3 separate regions of the Homo sapiens genome follow, and regions 2 and 3 are each linked to region 1. Evidence: chromatin loops called from intact Hi-C (ENCODE). Cell type or tissue: heart right ventricle. All regions are shown on one strand.

What was found. A loop is a pair of places that touch in the nucleus more often than their neighbours do. Peaks named below come from ENCODE experiments on the same cell type or tissue, not always from the same donor. Only the 100,000 strongest peaks of a DNase experiment are listed, where the experiment ranks them.
Region 2: it touches region 1 in a loop (10-fold over the local background); 3 of 110 quality-filtered maps call a loop at or near these places.
Region 3: a loop joins it to region 1, with 9 times the contacts of the local background. A loop is called at or near these places in 13 of 110 quality-filtered maps.

What each region holds. Positions count from the first base shown.
Region 1 is chr13:43,984,866-43,989,865 of GRCh38, forward strand. LOC105370182 (a long non-coding RNA gene) reads right to left here. Exons shown (of 6, transcript XR_941918.3): 5 at 1,836-1,962; 6 at 1,713-1,755. Among named protein-coding and RNA genes, the nearest start is that of NRAD1, 35 kb to the right of the region's middle. In heart right ventricle, a CTCF peak has its summit at 2,058; no DNase peak of the experiment used is centred here; H3K27ac peaks cover 2,117 bases.
Region 2 is chr13:44,106,179-44,111,178 of GRCh38, forward strand. It overlaps LINC00390 (long intergenic non-protein coding RNA 390), which reads right to left. Exons shown (of 4, transcript NR_132368.1): 3 at 914-1,039; 4 at 1-279. SMIM2-AS1 (SMIM2 antisense RNA 1) reads left to right here and starts at 4,371. Exons shown (of 5, transcript NR_104065.1): 1 at 4,371-4,434. In heart right ventricle, no CTCF peak of the experiment used is centred here; a DNase peak (open chromatin) is centred at 2,378; H3K27ac peaks cover 4,795 bases.
Region 3 is chr13:43,908,670-43,913,669 of GRCh38, forward strand. No RefSeq gene overlaps it. Among named protein-coding and RNA genes, the nearest start is that of LACC1, 31 kb to the left of the region's middle. In heart right ventricle, no CTCF peak of the experiment used is centred here; no DNase peak of the experiment used is centred here; H3K27ac peaks cover 633 bases.

The sequences.
Region 1 (5,000 bases):
GTGAAATCTGGAATTTATTTGATTTGCACATAAATGGGATTATATCAACCATACTGCTTTGTAATTCCTTTTGTCTTGAAAATATGTGATGGAGCTTCTATTTGAGTCAACCAATATGAATTACATGATTCTTTTCAGTGGATGCATAAAGTCTCTTGTATGAATACCTCGTATCTTTTTGAACTAGTCTCATGTTGGTGGACATTTTGGTTGTTTCTAATTGTGATGAACATCTTGTGTATACTTGCATATTTATGTAACTACCTCATTGGGATAGATTCTTGGATATAAATTTTCTGCATGAAATGGTATGTACGTTTTACATTTTATTACATAACACCAGCAAAAAGTCATGCTGATTTATATTCCTCTCACTGTATATTAAAGTCCCATATCCACAAAATCTCATTCTTATCATTTCTTATTAGTTGGTGAAGATTAGCACAATTTTGACAACATATCTACAGTATACACATGAAGAAGCTGAAACCCAGAGAGATTGAGGGATTCTTGCCTAAGGTGTTAGAACTGATAGTTCTAGTTCATCGGCCTCTTTAGAGGTGTCATTGCCTGGAAGATCCAGATGATAATATGTCCATCAGGCCTTACAGAAACCACCCACAGGGAAAAGGAAGATACTTAAAACTGGCAAATGAAACAATTTCCAGTTCAATCCATCTGTGTAACAAGGGCATACACACCACTGTGACGAGATGATGTGTGTAAAAGTGCTTTGTAAATCACTGGAGATTGAGGCACTGTTTGGGAAAACAATTACCCCTTTCACCTGGATAATTAGGACTGTGTATTTAGCTAATAGACAGGAATTATAAATGTTTGCTGTTTGACCTTGCATTTGAGTGTCATTTTTATCATCTGCAACTCGATAGCTAAATTCCTAGTAAATGAAGCATTTATTATAAAAAGTGCTGACACAGTACTAAATCTGGACCACTTTTCCTTGTGATAGCCTGATGATTAAAGGCCAGAATGTCCAATTCTGTGCTGTCTCATAGCAAATGTACTATAGGCAGTGTTCTTCCGCTGTTAATCCGTGTCCCCAGGTTGCCTCTGACCTTGACCCAGGAGGCCTGTTGACTCCATGCTCATTTATACTCATTTTGTCTCTAGAAACACTGATCCAGACAGCTCTTTCTGAGTTTATTTTACTTGCTCCGGTCCTGCTAGACTCTTAAGGATTTCAGGCACCAGAACAGCTGTGTTTAACCTTGTCCATTAAGTCCTTACCCAAGAAACCCGTCTGAATTGGTGATGTTTCTGAAAACACAAATGAGGCCAAATTACAAGTGGAGGAAGCATCTGGGTTAAAATAAACTGTCACCAGACAAAAGCTATCTCCTTCCATTTTCTTTTTTTGTAAGAAAAACAGGTTACTAGCTATAATCTTATTCTTAGGTAAAATGTGCTGTTCTAGTCTTTTTAAAAGCACTTGCCTCAGAATTTCTACTCAGCAATAAGAAGAGGGGGCAGACCCCGTTATCTGCTTGTAGTAATAAAGATCCACATTTATCTTCTGCAGTTCTGGCTTTGGTATTCTTACTTTGAACTGGAATAGCACAGGAAAAGTGGATTGAGGACCGCACAATTGGAGCATGACTTGTGTTGCCTGGTTACTGAGACTCTCCAGAGATTAGATTGTCAGGGTACTTAGATGCACAGAAAAGCAAACAAACAAACCTCCTACCTTCCTGGTAATTCTTTTATGAGGACAGGGCAGCTTCTAAAATTGGAAACCTAGATTAGGGGAGAAAATAGTTTCTATTAGCAGAAGAGGATGAATAGTAATTATCTTCAACGCTGTCAGGTGGCCTCACCATTTGTGAGTCATGGTCAGTGGGAAGTGGCCACACTCAGTATGAAGGGTTTCATGTTGCTTTAATTCTGGGGACCCTCAGATGATGCTGCACAGGCCTGCTGATCTTCAGAAGCTGCTCTACGCATCTGCAATAAAAGAGAAGACCTTCTAAGTCACTCACTGGTTTTGAAAGAAGTAACATAGAAGCAGGCTTTTAAGTATCCCTAAGGAGGGCACTATAGGATTTGTATTGGAAATGGATCTGAAGACTTAGGAGAGACTAGAAGATTAGAAATGCAGAGAGGTCAATTTGCTTCCACCAGCTAGTTTATAACTAAGTGTTGGCCACATTATCTGCTTTTAGCTCTGTGTCTTCATTGCCCTTCTCAGTGTTCTTTTTCCCTAGGTCACAGAACGTTTTCCTGAATCGGATTCTGGGTTAAAGCTGCCAGTAGGAAGAATTCACATGAGATTTCAAAGGTGGAAGAGAAGGAGAAGGTGTTTTTTTCTTGCAACAGTTTGGCTGGGGAGCTGAGATCTTCACTGAGGGCTTCCTTTGGCTCCGGGTTCCCGTGGACAGGCAGCCGATGTCATCAGTGGTGGCTTCTCTGTGATCACTATACCACCAGGTCTCCTAAAGTGGCCTTCTTGACCTTTGCCTCCCCAGCTCTTTCAATGGTTATGTGAAACTCTAATTATGTACATTAAATATCTTTCAGCTCATAATACATAGAGTCATTTCCCTCCCCACATATGGAGTAATTCTGAATGACATAAAGGCTTAAGCACGAAGGCCCAAAACCTTGGTCACCTATGTTGATAAATCTGAATTTTGATTAGCGCCAAATTATAGACCAATATATGTCTTACAGACGTTAAAAAACATATGGTATAATTTCATTTTTATAAAGTTCAAAAGCAAACTAATTTGTGATTTTAGAAGTAATGATGAGTGTTTATGTTTGGAAAAGGCTGAGCAGGGTGGGGACTTGATGGGCCATGAGAGAGGCTTGAGATGCTAGTAATACTTGATTTCTTCATCAAGGTTGTGCTTAGATGGTTGAGTTCTTTTTGTGATAATTCATTAAGCGAGATCATCATAATATGCCATTTTTCTTTCTTTTTTTTTTTTTTGAGATGGAGTTTCACTCTTGTTGCCCAGGCTGGAGTGTAATGGCACGATCTCGGCTCACTGCAACCTTCACCTCCCAGATTCAAGCAATTCTCCTGCCTCAGCCTCCCAAGTAGCTGGGATTACAGGAATGTGCCACCACACTAGGCTAATTTTGTATTTTTAGTAGAGACAGTGTTTTTCCATGTTGGTCAGGCTGGTCTCAAACTCCCGACTTCAGGTGATCTGCCCACCTCAGCCTCCCGAAGTGCTTGGATTACAGGTGTGAGCCACCGTGCCTGGCCAATATGCCACTTTTCTTTATATATATGTTAAAATTTAATAGAAAATTAATTTTAAAAAATTTAAGGCTGCTAGGAAATTTCATTTTCCTTGTGCCAATCCTAAAATGACAATTTAATTATTGAATCCAATCTTACTCTTTGACAGATGATACAACTGAGACAGCAAGAGACTAAGTAACCTGCTCAATGTCAACCTTCAAGCCCAGTTTTCCATCCATTTATAACCTGGTTTAATGTGAGAATTTTAAAAATCAATTTTCCTAGTTATCTTTTTTCCCCATTTTTTTTTCTATTTATAGTCAAATGGAAACAAACTTTGCATAAAAATAGATGGGAAGATTGACTCCAAGCTAATTTGTCATCTCAGGCATTACTTAAGAAATGTCAAAGTCTCTAGTGAAAAGATTTATGAGTAATATCGGTAAAGAATGTGCCAAACTTGCCAAGGTATTTAGCATTTAGGAGTAGGAAGCAGAAGAGCTGCTTCAGCAGTGATTTGGATGTGACTGTAAATCAAGCAAAAAAAGCCACATGTTGTAAAATGTCACCAAGAAAGGTAAGTTGGGTATTGCTTAAAAACTCACACCAGTTTTGTCCATTTGTCCATTTCCCACAGCTTCTGCTGCCATTGAGCCACCTAGGTAGTCATCCCTGAATTCCTCAGGCCTAAGAGGCCCATCAGCTTAGCATTACTTTGCCTGCTGTTCTTCCCCAGAGAATATGGGCTGACTGGTAAATGCCCCTCAAGTGAACCCTATGTTCCAGGGAGTTCCACCAAAGGAGGGCTACTTCCCCGGAGAGCTGAGGATTTTATAGTTAACAAAGGACAAGAAGGTTCTTTCTGCAGAGTGCTTCTCCCGGCTCCCCCCGGCCCCACCACCAGGGCCCAAATCTTAATATATTTTACGACATTCTAGGTCCATTACAACACACACATGCTTGTAGTCTTTTAACCCATTACTTTCTTTTTTTTTCTTTTTGTTTTTGAGATGGAGTCTTGCTCTGTCGCCCAGGCTGGAGTGCAGTGGCGCGATCTCGGCTCACTGCAACTTCCACCTCCTGGGCTCAAGTGATTCTCCTGTCTCAGCCTCCCAAGTAGTTGGGATTACAGGCGCCCACCACCATGCCCAGCTAATTTTTTTTTGTATTTTAGTAGAGATGGGGTTTCACCATATTGCCCAGGCTGGTCTCAAACTCCTGAGCTCAGGCAATCCACCCGCCTTGGCCTCCCAAAGTGCTAGGATTACAGGTGTGAGCCACCCCACCTGGCCAACCCATTACTTTCAAAAGTCAGCAATAGTGTGTGCTTTTGGCTTTTGCCTTTGCTTTCTCTGAACTTGCATCCAGCACAATTCAGAAAAGACAACTTTTCGCAATCTATTTTTTCGGTATACATGTGTTAAAATTTCACTATATGCCTGTCAGTGGGCTAAGTGCTGAGGACACATAATGAATAACAAACAGTCTCTGTCCCCAAGAAGTTCATGACTGGTTGCAGAACAGTCACACAAAATAATAGTTTAGCTTCAGGAATAAATTTTGGTGCCGCTAAAGCATATCATGTAGGTCCTAACTAAGAATTTTAAAATTCTGTTTTTTTGATAGTCTTTGCTGGTGACCTTCCAATATGAGACTTACTGCTATTTTGGATAAAATGATTTTTTTGAGAATTCCTCCTGCTTGACTTCATTTAACTGTACCAAATTTGGGCATCGTTTGGGAGCATCTCAAGTTCAGATGAAGAATAGAATATACATATAAGAAATAG
Region 2 (5,000 bases), 120 kb after region 1:
AGACCTTAGTGTAGAGCCAGGATTAAAATCCAGCTATCCCTCCCTCCAAGGACCTATTTGCTTGCCTTGCTGTGGCATTGAATATTATCACACATAAGGCTTATAAAGTGGGGAGAAGACACCTTTATGCAGTGCCTGTGTTTTTTTGGCCTCATTTGCGTCTTATTTTCTAGTCCAAAACATCACAGTCCTCCCACTGCACAGCTGCCTCTACCTGGCCTGTGCCTTCTTGCGAAAAGCTCTTTGGTGTGGCTGGCCAGACTTCAGAACTGCATGTTTCTGTTGAAGAAAAAAAAGTCTGAGTTAGGAATTTAGTCTCACTTAGACTCAGCCCTTTGGCCTGAATGCAGAGAAAGAAGTCCAAGTCCCTGAAGTCCAGAGAAGGAAGAGTTTCTGGAGCTAAGCCAAGGTGACCTTTCAACAAGGAGCACCCTTTATTGAGGCAAAGAACAGAATCTTTGCTCTTTTGCTGAAGGTGCCCCCTCCACTTAGAAAACTGTTTCCCCCACTCTCCCCTTGGCCGACTCCTGCTAGGCATTCATAAGTCCCAAGTCAGGAATTGCCCCTCTAGGACACCCACCCTCCTACCTCCTGTGTTCCCACCACACCCGTGCTTTCCTCTGACATCACACTTGCCCTTTAGGTGACTTCTCTCCTGCTAAACTGTGAGCTACTTAAGGTCAGCATTCGGTTTTACTCTGCTAAGAATCCCTAGTGCTATAAACTTCATAAATGTTGAGTGAATAAATGAACAAAAGTGGCCAATCCAAGCCTTTGTGGGGAGTATTAGAGTAGGGTTTAGATCTGGAGTACAGAGAGGGCCAGACACCTCCTACCTGACTACAGAAACTTCCCCTCTCCTCTGCCACCCCTCAGACTTTGATGCTCTTTCAGTCATTGGTAGCAACGATACCAGAAATGCCTTAGGAGATTCATCTTTGTCTGTGAAGCTGGAGGTGTCAAAGGAGTTCTGCTCTTTGCTTTGGGTTCATGGTTCATTCCGGGAGGCTGAGAGCTGAGGCTCTGCCCTGGTGGGTTCCTAGCAGAGGAGAAGGAAGATGCAGTTTCAGAATCCCACCTGATTATATTTACTTCGGCAGTTATGGCTAAAGGTGCTCTAGGTTGGGGAAACAAGAATCAGAGGATGCTTCCTTCCCATTCGACAGTATATATCAATCAACACGACTTTCTTGAGTTAACCCCAACATCTTCAAGTACGATTTAGAGGCAGCCCAGAGAACCTGGTGCAAGCCCTGAGCTGACACAGTGCAGGATGAGAAGGCAGACACTAGGGAAGGAAGTTCATCTCTCTGCAGATACTGTAGGTAACTGAGTGTGCATGGGGCTACTGCCCTAGCCGGGCCATGACCCGTTCAACTTTCCACCAAATATCTCTCCTCTGCGCCAGCTTCTGAGGATTGGACAGAAGCCAGGTGGTGCTGCAACCATGAAGACCCATTATTTGCTAACTTGGGCTACTCTCCTTTTGGAACCCTCACCTGCAGGTGACCCCCATGCTGCACAGCAGGCTCAGGGTGGTGGTGGAGCCTCCTGTGCACGAAGCTCCTGTGGGGTGCTGCTGCCCTGGGCTCCCTTTTCCTCATCTGTGTGCTCTGTCTGTTTACTCTTTACCTACGGATTCATGAAACACACGTGAAGCAAATTGGCAGCAGGGATTGGTGGCCAGACAGATCCAAGGTTGAAGTCCCTGATCTTGTACTTGCACAAGTTGTCTGTTGTCCCTGGGCCCTATTTTCTTTATCTATCCAATGAAGCTAAAAATCCCTACCTTGCAGGTTGTTGTGATGATGAAAGCTGTTTCTCGACCTTAAGTACACATTAGAATTCCCTGGCGAGCCTTAACATGCCAATGCCCTGGTCCTACCCAATCAGTCTTTGGAGAGTAGACCCAGGCACCAGTATTTTGAAGATTCCTGGGAGATTCCTAAGCGAACCCTAGGTTGTGAACCCTGGGTTACAGACAATGTGTATAACCTGAGTGACATACTGCTTTCAGAATAGACTATCCCATTAATAAATGATACCAATATTACTATAATATTATTGCTGCTCCTAATCTTCCTTCTGCCAAGAAAGGAAGTACGGTTGTGGGCCTAAAATATCCAAACTGTAAATAACAGAGCACATATAAGTGACATCACTAGGCTCCAAGCTGCTCAGTGAGATAATAACAAGAGTGACTTGAAATAGCCAGTCAGCTGTGAGGACCCCAGTTCTTTAAAATACGTGCATGCCATCTCTCACGTCCCTGCCTCATCCAGCCTGGGTCTATGCCAGTAGAAACTTTTCCAGTTAAAGCCCAGTGCCTTTATTTCCAGTACTGATTGTCACCTGGGAGACAGCTGTCAACTTGTGCAACCCAAGTTACCTTTGCTCTGCAGTAAATAGATGAGTCACAGTTGGTCCTAGCAGGTCAAGGAACAAGCAGCCCTGGGCCATCCTGTCTGGTGGCTGAGGCTGCTGAGACAATGCCCTTGGTGCCTATGAAGGAGTCATAAAGTTGGGCTTGACACTCTTTAAAGTTATCTTAGTTTGCTGATTGTTTGGCTAGAGGGACTGGTGTTGAGCCCTTCCTGGCTGTATTAGGGCTTTGCATGATAAGTGTAATTAGGGTGAGAGGAGGCTGAGCAGGCTTCAGTGTCTGAGGTGGCAATGGGTCAGGCAGAGCAGTGCAGGTCATTGACCTCAGTAGAAAACCCCCAAGCTGCACTTTAGATACCAGGTCCCTTCTTTTTCCAAACTAAAAACGTCCTGGGTGTTGGTAGCAGAAGGGCCGACTATAGGTTAATGTTGCTACTTATCCTGATTTGTGGGGCAGGGAGGGCTAGCTTTAGTTTTAAGCCAAATGTTTAAATGTTTCTCAAATCTATCTACCTCTTTACCTCCAAACCACCCAAGTCTGGGCCAGAATCATTAAAAGATGGTGCACTTGTGCCGACTTGACAGCCACAGCCTCCCACCAGGATCCCCACATTCTCTCCTGCCTCACAGAGCAGCCAAGATGATCCAGCCTCACCTCAGGTCAGACCATTTCACTCCCAGTGTGAAACCCTTCCGTGATTCCTTGATACTTTTGGGATCAAGCCTGACCCTTTGATGTGGTCTCCAAGCCTAGGTCAGCCTGACCATCATCCTCTTACCGCCTGACATTGCTGCAGGTGGGTGGAAGGCCTCGGCTCCTCTCAACTCCAAGCTTCTTTTCCTTTTAGGTATTGGAACCACATTCTTCCACCCACCTGGGGCACTTTCTCAAGCAAAACTCTCAGCCGCCTTCAATTTTGAGCTTAAACTTTACTTCTTTTCTTCCTCCCCCTAGAGTTCCTCACACATGAGCCCCTTGAACTCTGAGTTTGGGATCCTAAAACTTCTTAAGCTTTATTGTTACCCCTTACCTAACCAGAATCTAAGTTCCATGAAGGAGGGACCTCATCCATACTCCCCATGCCAGTGAATACATTTCGAGTAAACCCCAAAAGTATTTGCCAATGATAAGGTAAAAGCAGTGGGTTTCACAAAGGACAATACCATTTGCAGAAGAAGCACCACATAGCAATAAAAACCCAAATGGTTATCCAGATTATGTAAGGGCCACAATCATGGGCAAGGTCCCTATCATGTGTAAGAGACAATGTGAGTTATTTTGTCTATATGAAATATGCCTTTTGTTTGGTAGTTGTCATTTTTTCAAAGAACTTTTTGCTAGGCTATCGAAAAGGTGAACGACTCAGGAGAATGGGCATTATAGTTGACGGTTATTTAGCAACTACAGTGTGCCAGGTCCAACAACCTTATGAAGTAGGTGCAATTATTACTGCCATTTGGTGAATAAGGAAACTGAGATGCCTAGGAAATTAAGTAATTTGCCCAGTGCTATACAGCTGATCGGTTGAAATCGTATCTGAAGCCAGGCACTGCCATTCCCAGGCAGGCACCCATTGTACTGTCTCCCTGTGGAACTGCAGATCACCTTCCAATATTGAGGGTCTTCCACATTTGCCGGAAAATACCATGGGCTGAAGATGTGCAACAGGCTTTACCTCCCTCTCTCAAGAGGTGGAGCTGGTTCATGCCTCAGAACATAAAAGGGTGGGGTTTGATTTCTCATCTTTGTGAATTATTTCTGAAGAGTTTATTGTATAATCAGTGACTAAGTAATTGTGGCCACGAGGAGATACAAAGATGTTTCATTATGGATGGTGTAATATTTAACTTCACGGAAAGGACCCGGGGCTCTGTGGCTTCCCATCCGTCTTGTGACCCGGAATCATGGTGATCTAAAAGAGCCCTGTGACTCTGGGAAATTTGTTATCAAAGGATGTTAGCCACAAGTCCTGTTGGCAAATGGACCCCAGGTGGCCTGCAGTGCCAAGCTGTTTCCCTGCCAGCCTCCCAGTCTGGCCCTGACTCTCCAATGTAAGTGAGGGGCACAATGGAAATGTTATTTTAGGCCTTTCCACTTTAATTGCATTTCCTACAAGAGCGTCTGCGGGTTTTTCTTCATTTTGCTGGTGCCTCCCATATGAGTGGAGATCCACTGAGCAAGGTCATTGACCTACTAATTGTTAAAGGCATGTAGAAGCTCGGAGGGCTCGGTTCTCAACAATATCCTAATTATTATGCATTGGTTAGATGTTCTCTTCCCCATACTGTGTTATTGGGTTCATACTGGCTTCTAGTAGTAAAATCACTTGCTCTCTCTCTTAGCATGGTGACAATTCTGTTGTGATTAACTCTTTCCCAACTTCTTGAACCTGAGAAATATATTATTCTATTACAAGGAGTTCAAAAATCGTATATATATTTTTCTCTTTTATAACACACTTCTATGAAGTATCAGACATTTCATTTGCACTTTCTCATCTAACCTTCGCAACATCCTTATGCATACTTATTATTATTGTGTCCACTTTATAGAGGGGAATATTGAACAGAGGATTTGTTTGTTTTGTTTTATTTTGTTTTTAAGTGACTGACCTATC
Region 3 (5,000 bases), 76 kb before region 1:
TTTTTCAAATTCAGATGGTGAGAACTGGTCTGAATGTACAATTCAGTCTTACTGTTTTCCATCAAGGTGTCACCAATCTTCCAGTCTCCCAGGCAGAAGTTTTTGAGGTATGTTTTGGTTTCATCTTCTACTTATTGAGTCACAGCTTATTCAGATTGGCTACTTTCCTCATCTTTAGCTCCTTTATAAAAACCTTCAATTTAGCAGTGTCAGGGAAAAAAAAAACTACCTTGGGTTGTTCTTAGCCTACTGCAAGTTCACTGCTGCCTCTGCTCCTGCTGTTCCATTTCCCTGAAATTCCTTCTTCTAAACTCTTTCATCATTGACTCACCAATGTTCAACAAATATTTGAGTGGTTGTTATGGTGATGCTGATATATGAAATGCCAAACTATATACTTTCCTCACATGCCAGCATCTGCTATGTCCCTCCCTGCCCTTCTGACAGTAGAGAAGTTCTAGTAGGTTAAATGCGTATACGATCAAATAATTGCTATATTAGGGGCATTTACCAGCCATCGTGGTGACCAAAGTATCAGCTTTGCAGAGGTGATCAAGAAATAAATTGGTCCTTGGTTTAGATATAGAGGTAAGTCAACTAGTTTAAATGGATACAGGGTCAAATATTGTCCTACACAGTGAGATAAAATGCATTGGCACTTCAAGTCTGACAATTTTAGACTCTGAAATTTTAGATGGGAAGAAGGTATGATGCATATAGGCAAGTGGCCAAAGTTGATTTTAAAAAGAAAGGCTGAAACCAGATTAAAAGGGCCCTTGAAGGACATGCAAAGAAGTTAGGACTTTATCTTTTAGGCATTAGAACCATTACAAGATACAGAAAGGGGATGATGTGAACAGATTTGCATTTTAGATCCTCTCTGGCTGGATGTGGCATGGATTGGAGAGAGGTGAGACCAGATATGTGCAACCAGCTGGGAAATAACCCTAGAGTCTGGGTGGGTGGGGATGTTAAGGCCTGAACCAAGTAAAATCTGTGCTGAAGGAGAGGCAGGGATGGATCTGAGACAGTCAACAGAATTTGGTGAGGAATCAAATATGGGAATAAGGAGAAAGTACTTTGTGACTGCCAGGTTCCTGGCTTAGGTCACTGAGTGAGGAGTGATGCCTTTAACTAGGCATAAAAGGATACAGGAGGCTGAGCAGCTTTTAGGGGGTGGTGGTGGTAGTGGTGGTGGTGGTGAATGTTTTGAGTTTACTTTGAGATGACTGTATGATTATTTGCACTAATCAATTTCATACATTAATATGTAGGTTAGAATGAAAGGTCTCAGTAAAGAAAACTTTCTTACTACCATTCATTCATCAATCGATTTGTCAGCCAAAAGTGCCTCCTTTATGTCTTATAAGGAGTTAGGTGCAATGGGTATTATGAACCTTACATCCCAAATTTTCCAAAGTGGTTTTATTTTTCTACAGTTTTTATTTTTGACAAATGCCATTCATTCAATATTTACTTAATATGACTAAATTTTTATGTCTTGTAAGACTTTTCTTACAAGTTAATAAATCACTAAAATGTTTACAGTATGAATTCTGCAAGTAAGGTATTTGTAGCCTAATCCAGAAGAACTCCATACTCACTAGAGAACCATTTAGTGGTAAACTGCAATGTTGTAAGGTTTCCGGGGCATCCAGAAAGTGGCTCTCATTTTGGGTAGGAGGAATTAGGAAGGGCTGCACCAAGAAGCTAGAACTGCAGCAAGGATCTGAAGATAGAACAATAGCTGCAAAGTCAGACAGTGGGTGAAGAAAGCAGCATCAGGAAAAACATCTGGTTCGAATGACTTTGGTGCGTTCAAGGGAGATTGAAGACCTTGGCCTCTCTTGATTAGCCTTTTGGCTCAGTCACAGAGGGTGACTAAATTCATCTGAGGGGGGTTGTATAATTCCTATTACTACTTTCTTTTTTTTTTTTTTTTTTGAGACGGAGTCTCGCTGTCGCCCAGGTTGGAGTGCAGTGGCGCGATCTCGGCTCACTGCAGGCTCCGCCCCTCGGGGTTCACGCCATTCTCCTGCCTCAGCCGCCCTAGTAGCTGGGACTACAGGCACCCGCCACCTTGCCCGGCTAATTTTTTGTATTTTTTTTTAGTAGAGACGGGGTTTCACCGTGTTAGCCAGGATGGTCTCGATCTCCTGACCTTGTGATCCGCCCGCCTCGGCCTCCCACTACTTTCTTATATGTATCTTCAATTTGGGATCAACTTTGTGATGATTTGTCTAAGGTATAATGAAAATTTTTACTTCTGTGGTTTCCAGATTCTGTTTTTTCATTCCCTTCCTGGCATTTTTCAATTTGCATCTCATTTTGATTTTCAGCTTTTCTGACCTTAGTCATAAAAGCTTTTGATAAATTTTAGTATTACATAATCACCCTTGTTTCTCCTTTTAGTAACATCCCCATTTGCCTGTGAGGTCCACATGTAGCCTTTTGAGGTAATACAATTGAAACTTTTATTACAATTAACTGTGAATAATAAGATAAAATATATCCTCAAGAGCTGTAAATGAAATAAACACTTGGTACTGAAAATCTATAATGTAATAAGGATATATAATAGTGCCTCCTGCACATTCGATAAATGTAGTAGACATTCAAGAAACATTTTCAATGGATGAATTTTACACAATAACCTAAAGAAGACTGCATCTTCTTTGTTAAAAAAGTTTGTTCTGCCAAAGCAAGAAATACAGCAGGAGGCTCAGGGCATAATCTGCCAGGCCCGGTGCTTCTGCAAATGATTTCCTCTGGTTTTGTCCTCAGTCAAGGCAAGCTCTGGCTTCCTGGTGCTCTGAGGTGAGATGAGGGTCAGGGACCTGGTGTGTCAACTCCCTTCTCTCCAAGCGGCCCTAGTTCAGGGATCTGTATGAAATGCATCAAAACATCAGTCCAAGTGGCTGACATCCACTTCAGCTATTTGTTTGCAAATAGGAGTTCTAAATGCTTTGAAAACAGTTTGTTCTTTAAAGTTGGTAAGCATTCCTTTTATAATTTGTCTACACTCTTTTTGAACAAGCTACTAATATTACTGATAAAATAAAATGAAAATTCAACTAGCCTTACTTTGATGGTTGGTCATAAGTTCAAAATAATCAAAGTCCAAATTAATGAGATTTTATTATCTATGTATACAAGTTTACCTATATAGGCTTACATGTATGTGAATTAAGAATCATAGCAATTTAGCACTGGAAGGAAACATAAAAAAGAATTCTTTCTAAACCCTACATTTTGCAAATGAAGAGATATGTAACTAGTAAATTGTTCTTTTTCTTGCACCCAAGAGACTAGTTCTATATTTAAACACAATCCATAAATAGCCTCCTTTACAGATATAATTTGCTGTGATTTCACGGCTCTGCTGAGCACATTACATGTTACGTAATGCTTTTACTTCTATTAGCTGTGTCTTAGCATCTCCTATAAATCTGCAGCCTCTTTGAAGGTAGAGATTATATTTATTTTTGCATTCCCCAGAGAACCTGCCCCAGCCCTATCCCCACAGCTGATTCTGGATTGAGCATCCAGCATCTGCAGGTGGCCATGAGCCTATGCGGAAATCAAGGAACCAGGCTCTGGGTTCCTGTGGGTCGCCTGTGGGCTAGGCAAATTTTCTTCTGCTTCAGAACATCTGATAGTTTCTCTGGATTGCCTTGTTTGTATTTGGAGTCCTGTTGTCTCTATTCTTCACCTGATAGTTATGAAGCTGTGCCCCTATGCTGAGGCCCACCCATCCCATTGTTTTCCCCATCCCAACCTCAACTGTCTTAAACTAGACTGGATTTGCCATTCCCTTATTTGGGCACAAATTAGAATTGCTGCCACTTCTCCACCCTCTCACCATTGTGCCCTTCACCTCCGCGTGCTGTGTGGTAAATAACCCAGGCAGCCTGCAGTGATCCCACTCTTAGAGCTAAAGCTATTGCTTGCTTTGCACTGTTACATAACATAAATGAGTGCTCAATGATTTGAAAGAATAAATTTGGACATTAATGATTCACTTAACAAATACTTATTGAATACCTAATATATACCATACCACCATCACCTTATTCTCTGTGCTGGGATATAGCAGAGAATAAAACCAAGTCCCCGCCCTCATGGGATTACATTCTAGTCAGGGAGGTACACAATAAGCAAATAAACAAATAGACATATAATATAAAGTCACTGCTAAAAAGTAAGTGCTGTCACAAAATGTAAGGGAAGGGAATAGAAAATGACAGGAGGGAGTGCTATTTTAGACAGGATAATCAGGAAAGGCCTGGACATACTGACATATTGGAATCATCTGAACATAGATGGTATTTAAAGGATAGAGTAAGTGAGATCATCTGAAGAATAACGTGGTTAGTGAAGAGATGTGTGAGGACTCAGCCTGGGGCACTCCAACAGTTAGAGGTAGGGAAGACAGGGAGGGTTCAGGAAGGAAGGAAGGTTGAGGAGGAACAGCCAGAGAGGGAGAAGGGCAAGCAGGATAGAGCAGTGCTTTGGAAGCTGAATTGAGAAAGTATTTCAAAAAGGAGGACAATTGGCTACAACCAAGATTGACATTTGGATTGGCAATGTGGAAGTTAATGGAGTTACCGCCATTATAGTAGTAGCTTCACTGAAATGTGGGGGGACTCTGATAGGAATCTTCAAGACAGAACAGGAGACGAAGAAATGGAGAGATGAATGTGCACTGTGTCTTTGAGGTCCACTGCTACAAAAGGAACAAGAAAAGAGGCAGTATCTACAAAGAGCTGTGAAACCAAAAGAGGCTTTCGTTGTTATTGTTGTTGTTCTTTTTTAAGATGGGAGAAATCACAGTATTTTTATGTGCAAAAACAAAGATGCAGGAAATAGGGAAAACTGGTGATACAAAACAGAGAGGGGTTATTGTACAGGCAAGACGCAGTGAGATTCAAAGATAGGACATTTCGAAAGAGGGCAAACTGATAGTCAATGGTAAATTAACCATTTTGGCAAGCATACAT